3 separate regions of the Mus musculus genome follow, and all the other regions are linked to region 1. A link is a contact called in ENCODE Hi-C data. All regions are on one chromosome and are shown on one strand. Each heading gives the region's core, a stretch centred on a gene start or an enhancer-like site at or near the end of the contact. The rest is flanking DNA. Distances are from core to core; before and after follow the strand shown.

Evidence for each region. A loop is a pair of places that touch in the nucleus more often than their neighbours do.
Region 2: a loop to region 1 is called in a map of regulatory T cell, with 5 times the contacts of the local background. The contact joins the promoter of 4732471J01Rik here to the promoter of Kcnn4 in region 1. A Hi-C loop is called at or near these places in 2 of 37 maps with a recorded cell type or tissue (T-helper 2 cell and regulatory T cell).
Region 3: a loop to region 1 is called in a map of T-helper 1 cell, with 3 times the contacts of the local background. The contact joins the promoter of Tgfb1 here to the promoter of Kcnn4 in region 1. A Hi-C loop is called at or near these places in 3 of 37 maps with a recorded cell type or tissue (T-helper 1 cell, T-helper 2 cell and regulatory T cell).

The regions. Positions count from the first base shown.
Region 1 is chr7:24,368,922-24,371,621 of GRCm38, forward strand. It overlaps Kcnn4 (potassium intermediate/small conductance calcium-activated channel, subfamily N, member 4), which reads left to right and starts at 1,342. Exons shown (of 9, transcript NM_008433.4): 1 at 1,342-1,674. The coding sequence starts at 1,516.
Region 2 is chr7:25,393,365-25,396,064 of GRCm38, forward strand. 4732471J01Rik (RIKEN cDNA 4732471J01 gene) reads left to right here and starts at 1,349. Exons shown (of 7, transcript NR_015569.3): 1 at 1,349-2,589. It also overlaps a transcript of Lipe not described here.
Region 3 is chr7:25,685,693-25,688,392 of GRCm38, forward strand. It overlaps Tgfb1 (transforming growth factor, beta 1), which reads left to right and starts at 1,310. Exons shown (of 7, transcript NM_011577.2): 1 at 1,310-2,531. The coding sequence starts at 2,177. It overlaps B9d2 (B9 protein domain 2), which reads left to right. Exons shown (of 4, transcript NM_001362154.1): 4 at 289-870. The coding sequence ends at 602.

The DNA of each region.
Region 1 (2,700 bases), core at 92-2,591:
CTGTGTGGCTAGAATGTCCTAGAATGTCCAACGCTGGGTAGGCGTTGCTTGCACACTTCCATTGACTGTTCTCTGTGCTAAGGTATGCAGAGTGTCAAGTGCACCAGTGTATGTCAGGATCAATGTCAGGTGTGTGTGTGTGTGTGTGTGTGTGTGAGTCCCACACACAATGATGTGAGCTAGTGTGCATTTCCTGTTTTCTGGGCGCTGGATGACAGTGTCTGCCACCACAGGTGTTTACACATATGGGGCATCTCTCTGTGTTTCACATTCACACCCCCTTGTGTGTCTGTTGACGCATGTGTGTTGTGCCTGGTGATTCTTACAAATTGGTGTGCTCAGACCTGCTGTGTATTTGTGTGGCTCCTGGTACATGTCCCGTGTGGTCGTTGATGCTTAGCTCTTTGTATCGTAGAATATTATAGTGTTTTACTTGGTTTTGGTTTTGGAAACAGGGTCTCATGTGGCCCAGGCAGACCTTGAACTCATAGTTGACAATGATTGAGACCTGCTGATCCTCCTGGCCCCAGTTTCCTAGTACCAAGAGTCAGGCATGCACCATTGCCCACTTTATGCCATGCTGGGATCTACCTCAGAGAGTCTGTGATTCAAAGGAGCCCACTAACAGCTGCACTCCATCCCTGGTCCCACTTAAAAATTATCATTTAAGATTTATTTTTTTTTATGCGCATGCATGTATGTGAATATCAGCCACATGTGTCAGGGGCTCCCAAAAACCAGGAAAAGGGCGTCATCTCCTGGAGTTGAAGTTACAGGTGGTTTCAAGCCACCCACCCAGCAAGTAGGTGCTAGAAACGGAAGTTATACTCCTCTGGAGAGGAGCGCTCACTTTCACTCGCTGTGCCTGACTTTCCAGCCCCTCCCCCGCCCCACTTTGAATGTGTGACTGCGTGAGCTCAACCTTTGGGTGGCCCCGTGTGCAATGGGACGCTGCTGCCCTGCTAAGTGCTGGCGTGTGTCACACCATGTGTGTGTGTGGTGTCTGGGTGTGGCTGTGGGTTTCTGAACTTTCAGGAGTGTGAGTCACTTCTGTGGAGGTTGTGTGGTGTGTGCTGGTGTGTTGGGCTCCGTCTCCGGTCTGTCATAGGGTGCTCTGTGGTGTCTGGGTGTGGTGGGGGTTTTAGGTGTGTACCACAGAGTGCAAACGGTTGGAGAGTCACAACCTATTGTGTCAGTGTGTCTTTGCCCACGTGGATGAACTCTTCTTCCTTGCCCGGGACCACAAGACACACCCCAGCCCCTCCTTAGTCTTAGAAGGGAATGGGATAGCCAGCCTCCCCCTACCCAGGGACCTCCCCGTCCCTCCCCGCCCTGCCCTGCCTGCTGCAGTTACCACTCCCCAGAGGGCACAGGGCTAGGCTGTGCCTTCCAGCAAAAGTCCCAGAGTGAGCAGAACAGGCCGCTGGCCTGGAAGCCAAGCTGGCTGCCATTTGCGTACTGAGAGGTGGGGGACCCTGGGCAGGAAGCTGGCTGAGCCCCAAGACCTCAGGGGCCATGGGCGGGGAGCTGGTGACTGGCCTGGGGGCCCTGAGACGGAGAAAGCGCCTGCTGGAGCAGGAGAAGAGGGTGGCCGGCTGGGCGTTGGTGCTGGCGGGAACTGGCATCGGACTCATGGTTCTGCACGCTGAGATGTTGTGGTTCCTGGGCTGCAAGGTGAGTGGGGCCTTCCACCGAGCAGGGAAGGGACGGGGAGCCTGGTGTGAGGGAGGAGGGCTGGGGTCTGCACCCCTGGGTCTGAGGGAGGAGGGCTGGGGTCTGCACCCCTGGGTCTGAGGGAAGAGAGCTGGGGTCTGCACCCCTGGGTGTGAGGGAGGAGGGCTGGGGTCTGCACCCCTGGGTCTGAGGGAAGAGGGCTGGGGTCTGCACCCCTGGGTCTGAGGGAAGAGAGCTGGGGTCTGCACCCCTGGGTGTGAGGGAGGAGGGCTGGGGTCTGCACCCCTGGGTGTGAGGGAGGAGGGCTGGGGTCTGGACCCCTGGGTCTGAGGGAGGAGGGCTGGGGTCTGATCCCCTGGGTCTGAGGGAGGAGGGCTAGGGTCTGGACCCCTGGGTCTGAGGGAGGAGGGCTGGGGTCTGATCCCCTGGATCTGAGGGAAGAGAGCTGGAGTCTGCACCCCTGAGTGTGAGGGAAGGGGACTGGGGTCTTACACCCCTGAGTGTTAGAGAGCAAAGCTAGGAGATCTTATACTCCTGGGCATGAGGGAGGAAGGCTGGCATCTTCCACCCCGGGGTGTGAAGAAGAGAGGAGAGCTGGGGTGTGAGGGAGAAAGGTTGGGGTCTGCACCCCTGGGTGTGGGAGAAGAGAGCTGGTCTGGACTCCTGGGTCTAAGGGAGGAGAACTGAGGTCTTACACTTCTTAAGGTCTAAGAGAAGAAGGCTGGGTCTGGACCCCTGGATGTGATGGAGGTAGATGGGGGGTCTGTACCCCTGAAACCTGAGCTAGTGTGATATCGTCCTCCCCCCAGCTCCCCCCAACCTACACACACACACACACACACACACACACACACACACACACGCACACACACGTACGCACACATGGGAGACAGTTCTCAGTGTTAGCCTTTGGGTAAGTGTTATCAGACAGACCACTGGGGGTCTGGGCCTTGTTGAGGCCCATACAAGGCTGATCCTTGATAGCCTAGCTCTGGTGAAGGGAGGGCTGGCAAGGGAGAAAGACGT
Region 2 (2,700 bases), core at 99-2,598, 1.0 Mb after region 1:
AAGTGCTATGATGCCTACTGTGTGTGGTCCTGGAGACAGACCCTTGGGCTTTGTCCATGCTAGTCAGGTACTCCAGTAATAAGCTACATCCCCAGCTCCAGGATTTTTCCTTTTATCATACTGGCTTGTTTACAATGTTTTGTAAATGGGTGAATGAGAGAGGTTGAGACAGAGTTCCACTCTGTAGCCCTGACTGACCTGCAACTCACTATGTAGCCCGGGCTTGCCTTGAACTGACTCAGCTTCCCAAGGACTGGGATCAGAGGTGTGCGGCACATGCCTGGCAACAACAGTCTTATTACCATCTGTGTCCTCAGCTCTACTGAGACTGCCCTGCTAGTTACAGAAAGCCGAAGCCTGGCACCTCTAGGTATTGAATGTCTGTCTCGGGATGAAATCTTTGTGACTAGAGCCTTTTAGATTCAGAATTAAGGTTGAGGCATACAACAGCTGTCAGCTCCACACTCCCTGCTCTGAGAAGGCTGAAGGTATCCATCTCCCTGCCCTCACTGGACAGGTACAGGAAACCCAACCAGCTCAGTGCCTCTGTGTCTCTGTCGTCATTTGGGAAATGGGCTGATCATAATGACAGCTGTCTCATCCAGTTACTTGTGGCAAGATCACAAGGATAAATGACGGCTCCAGCCAGTCAGGATACCCTTGGGGCAGAGGTGGGATCTGATTCACAGGTCTGAGGCCTGGCACTAGGAAGGGCCTCAGGAAATGACAGTCACTTCTCAGAGCTGCGAGCCTTTGTGAGTGTGCTTACCTGAACCCCGTGCAAGGGAGGAGCCTTACTCAAGCAGATTCTTTCTGACTCCTCATGACACTAAGGGCAGCTTGGCTATTAACAGCTCCACGTCACACTTCACACATTCCTTTGCTTATCAATCTAATAAATACTTGAATGTCCATGTGTCTGGCATTCCCTGTAAACAAGGCAGACACAACCCTACTCTTAGGGAGACCAGTGTCTAGTAGAGTCAGACACTCTACTCAGCACACTCAGCCAGACAGTAGACTTACATACACCTCTCCAAAACACACACATTTGAATCTGACAACAGCCCTACAGATGCCTGTTGGGAGCTCAGAAAAAAAATTGAGAAAAGGTCCCTGTTCATTACTTCACATTCATAGCAATTTGGTACAATGGGTCTTTGCGATTGAGGTTCCATATCGCTTCAAAGCATAGTGTTCTGCTATGTGTCTTTGTTGGGGGATAGGAGGCTTCAGGGTCCTGCTTGAGCTCCAACACTTGTCTACCAAAGGAGGATGAGGAATGATGAATTTGGGGGTTTTGGGTCTGGTAAGCCATGCCAGGTTTTTTCTGGTTTTGCCTGCACAGGAACCTGTCCCTGGAGTCTGATAAAGATCCATGGACTGCCGGTGGAGCTGCATAGCGGAGGGCTTGCTTAGTGTTCACCAGGCCCTAGGTTTGGCTGTAAGCAGCGCCACAAGACAGACAAAACTCATAACCAAACCAGGACTTAATGCCTGCTCTGATTGAGCCATGCAAAATCTTTGGTTGTTCTGCCACTGTTTCTCCAGCCTTTTGGATCCAGGGAAGCTAAATGGTAACTCCCTCCTTTCTCTAAGGACAACGTAAAAGTTCTCATGTTTTGCAAGTCGCCCCAGGGTTGCTGGGTTGATGAAGGTCGATTGTCAAAGAGCAGATGGATGGATTCACTGAGAGAGTAAGAAGGGGCTGCAAGGAGCTCTTCCAATTACCGGATGCCCCTTCTGCCTACCTTTTGCATTCTATTTATTTAGAAAAAGCGGTTAAAAACCCTTCTACGTTATTCTTTTAAGAGGGCAGAAGACATGAAAACCGCTTGAACCGAAACAGAAAACACTAAAGGCACAGCTCTTGGCCACACAGAAAAAGGAACCTGAGAGAGAACCTTATTCCGACAGACGAGCATTTCGGACACTTCCCCAAAGACCGCACTGGGACAGACGTAGTCCTTACGTCTCGGTGGGGCATTCTACTCTCACATCACCCCCCCCCCCACGCGCAGGACGGCAGTGGATCAGTCCACGGGTCTCTTCCCCCTCGTGGAAGTGGGTCAGTTCCCCCAGTCCCCAGTCCCCCGCAGGATGTGCGGGATTTCTTTTAAGCTGTTACCGACTCACCTTTGATCTTGCCTTTTCGCCACCGCCTGCGACTGCGGTTCTTCGATCCTTCTTTGCCCTGCTTGGAGGCCTGGGCCCCCACGGGCGCCGATTCCACGGCCGGCTCCATCAATTCTTTCCAGTCCTGGCGCGGGGCCCAATTCCAGCGATCAAGTTCCTCTCTTAGAGTCAATCCTAGTTACACACCACTGCCAGGCCCCCAAACCATCCAATCCTGGGCAGGCTCCTCGCGGAGCTCCGCCTTTAATGGGTGGGGCTGAAGGTCTTGGCCCGCCCATCTGCTCAGATTAAAGGAACCGCGCAGTGCACCGTAACGACAAACAAAAAACCAAAAACCAAAAACCAAAAAAAAACCCGCAGTCCTGGAAGCAGCGAGAAGTGCCCTCACAGCAGGAATAGTGAGGAGTCGCGTTAGAGTCACCCCAACAAAGAATTCTCAGTCATCTTGTGCAGGTGCTGACCCTCGCCATCTCATTCACCTTTCCTTGAACCTGGCCCGCCCACTTGCCCCGGGAGCCGGAAGAACGGGCGGGCGGGCAGGGGGCGGGCAACCCAAGGCGTGGG
Region 3 (2,700 bases), core at 60-2,559, 1.3 Mb after region 1:
AGACCACAAAGGGAGGTCAGACGAGGCCAGACTTGACTTGAGAGGTTGGACTTTGTTCTGTGGCCCAGGGGAGTCATGGGAGGGTTTTGAGCAAGAGGGTAATGTGGATTGCTCTAGATTCCTGTGACTACTATGTGGAGTGAGTGGGAGATGAGAACCCAGAGAGGAAATTCAGGCAATAATCCAAGGTAAAAGTACTGTGCGAGGTCTCCAGTGGTTTCAATGCTGGGAACCCGGGAGCAGGGTTCTGCCCCTTTGTCCTTTTCTCTAACGCCTCTCCTCCCGCAGGTTGGCCTCGACTCCATCTCCAGGTGTGGTCCCAGGACAGCTTTGGCCGCTGCCAGCTTGCTGGCTATGGCTTTTGCCATGTGCCTAGCAGCCCAGGCACTCATCAGCTGGACTGCCCTACATGGAGGCCCCTGGGCAGTTGGAGGGAGCAGCTAGCACGGGCTTTCGTGGGTGGTGGGCCACAGCTGCTGCACGCAGATACCATCTACAGCGGGGCTGACCGCTACCGCCTGCACACGGCCGCGGGTGGCACAGTGCACCTTGGTATCGGCCTGCTGCTGCGCCACTTCGATCGCTATGGAGTGGAGTGTTGAGGGACTTCATTGCTACTAATCGCCATCATCCACTGAGCACATAATGGCACAGCAGTGAAGCAGGCACGTGGACTCTGGAGACTGTCAGTCCTGATCACCCCCAAGTCATGGCCCCTATGCCATGGACTGCAAGGCCAGGAACTCCCCTGTGGCCCATGCTCCACTGAACTACGGGGTAGAAAGGGCTGTGGGTTGGAGGGACATGAGCAGGGCCCACTGTTTGGACTGTCGGGGGCACTTAATAAAAGCGTGTATTTCTCATGGGTAAGGTGCCTCCTTGTATCCGCTAAAGCTCTCAGACGTCGGTCTCCTTATTTCACTCTCCTTGACACTCTCATCCGCAAAGTCTGCCCCTGCCTTTCGCTCTCCACCGCCTAGGTCCCCACTTCTAATACAGGACTCTGTTTTCTCACGAAGTCCCAATTTTTCCTTTGACCCTTCAACAACTCCCAAATCCACCGGGGCGCTTTGGTTGGTCACCGGCTTTAGTAGTGCTCCGCCGCCAGGAGGCAGCACCCTGGAGGTGGGGCGAGGCCGGGGTGCCCGCCCCCTCCCCGCAGGGCTGAAGGGACCCCCCTTGGAGCCCGCCCACGCTAAGATGAAGACAGTGCCCCCCCATGCCCTCCCCCTGGGGCTGCCCCCGCCCCGCGCGCGCTTCCTGGGTGGGGCCGGGGCGGCTTCAAAACCCCCGCCGCCCCAGCCGGTCCCGCCGCCGCCGCCGCCCTTCGCGCCCCAGGCCGTCCCCCTCCTCCTCCCGCCGCGGATCCTCCAGACAGCCAGGCCCCCGGCCGGGGCAGGGGGGACGCCCCTTCGGGGCACCCCCGGCTCTGAGCCGCACTCGGAGTCGGCCTCCGCTGGGAGCCGGCAAAGGAGCAGCCGAGGAGCCGTCCGAGGCCCCAGAGTCTGAGACCAGCCGCCGCCGCAGGGAGGAGGGGGAGGAGGAGTGGGAGGAGGGACGAGCTGGTTGAGAGAAGAGGAAAAAAGTTTTGAGACTTTTCCGCTGCTACTGCAAGTCAGAGACGTGGGGACTTCTTGGCACTGCGCTGTCTCGCAAGGAGGCAGGACCTGAGGACTCCAGACAGCCCTGCTCACCGTCGTGGACACTCGATCGCTACCCGGCGTTCCTCAGACGCCCCTATTCCGGACCAGCCCTCGGGAGCCACAAACCCCGCCTCCCGCGAAGACTTCACCCCAAAGCTGGGGCGCACCCCTTGCACGCCGCCCTCCCCCCAGCCTGCCTCTTGAGTCCCTCGCATCCCAGGACCCTCTCTCCCCCGAGAGGCAGATCTCCCTCGGACCTGCTGGCAGTAGCTCCCCTATTTAAGAACACCCACTTTTGGATCTCAGAGAGCGCTCATCTCGATTTTTACCCTGGTGGTATACTGAGACACCTTGGTGTCAGAGCCTCACCGCGACTCCTGCTGCTTTCTCCCTCAACCTCAAATTATTCAGGACTATCACCTACCTTTCCTTGGGAGACCCCACCCCACAAGCCCTGCAGGGGCGGGGCCTCCGCATCCCACCTTTGCCGAGGGTTCCCGCTCTCCGAAGTGCCGTGGGGCGCCGCCTCCCCCATGCCGCCCTCGGGGCTGCGGCTACTGCCGCTTCTGCTCCCACTCCCGTGGCTTCTAGTGCTGACGCCCGGGAGGCCAGCCGCGGGACTCTCCACCTGCAAGACCATCGACATGGAGCTGGTGAAACGGAAGCGCATCGAAGCCATCCGTGGCCAGATCCTGTCCAAACTAAGGCTCGCCAGTCCCCCAAGCCAGGGGGAGGTACCGCCCGGCCCGCTGCCCGAGGCGGTGCTCGCTTTGTACAACAGCACCCGCGACCGGGTGGCAGGCGAGAGCGCCGACCCAGAGCCGGAGCCCGAAGCGGACTACTATGCTAAAGAGGTCACCCGCGTGCTAATGGTGGACCGCAACAACGGTGAGCTCCGAGGGGCCGGGGAGCCAGGAGGGAGCCCCCAGGGGGCGCCGGAGTGCAGGGGTCACCGGGAGGAAATTACCCTCAGAGGAAACTGGCTGGAGGAAGGGGAGCCCTGGGGGCACCGGGACAACTGTGTGGGTGTCCCAAAGAGGCTGGCACTTTCCCGTAC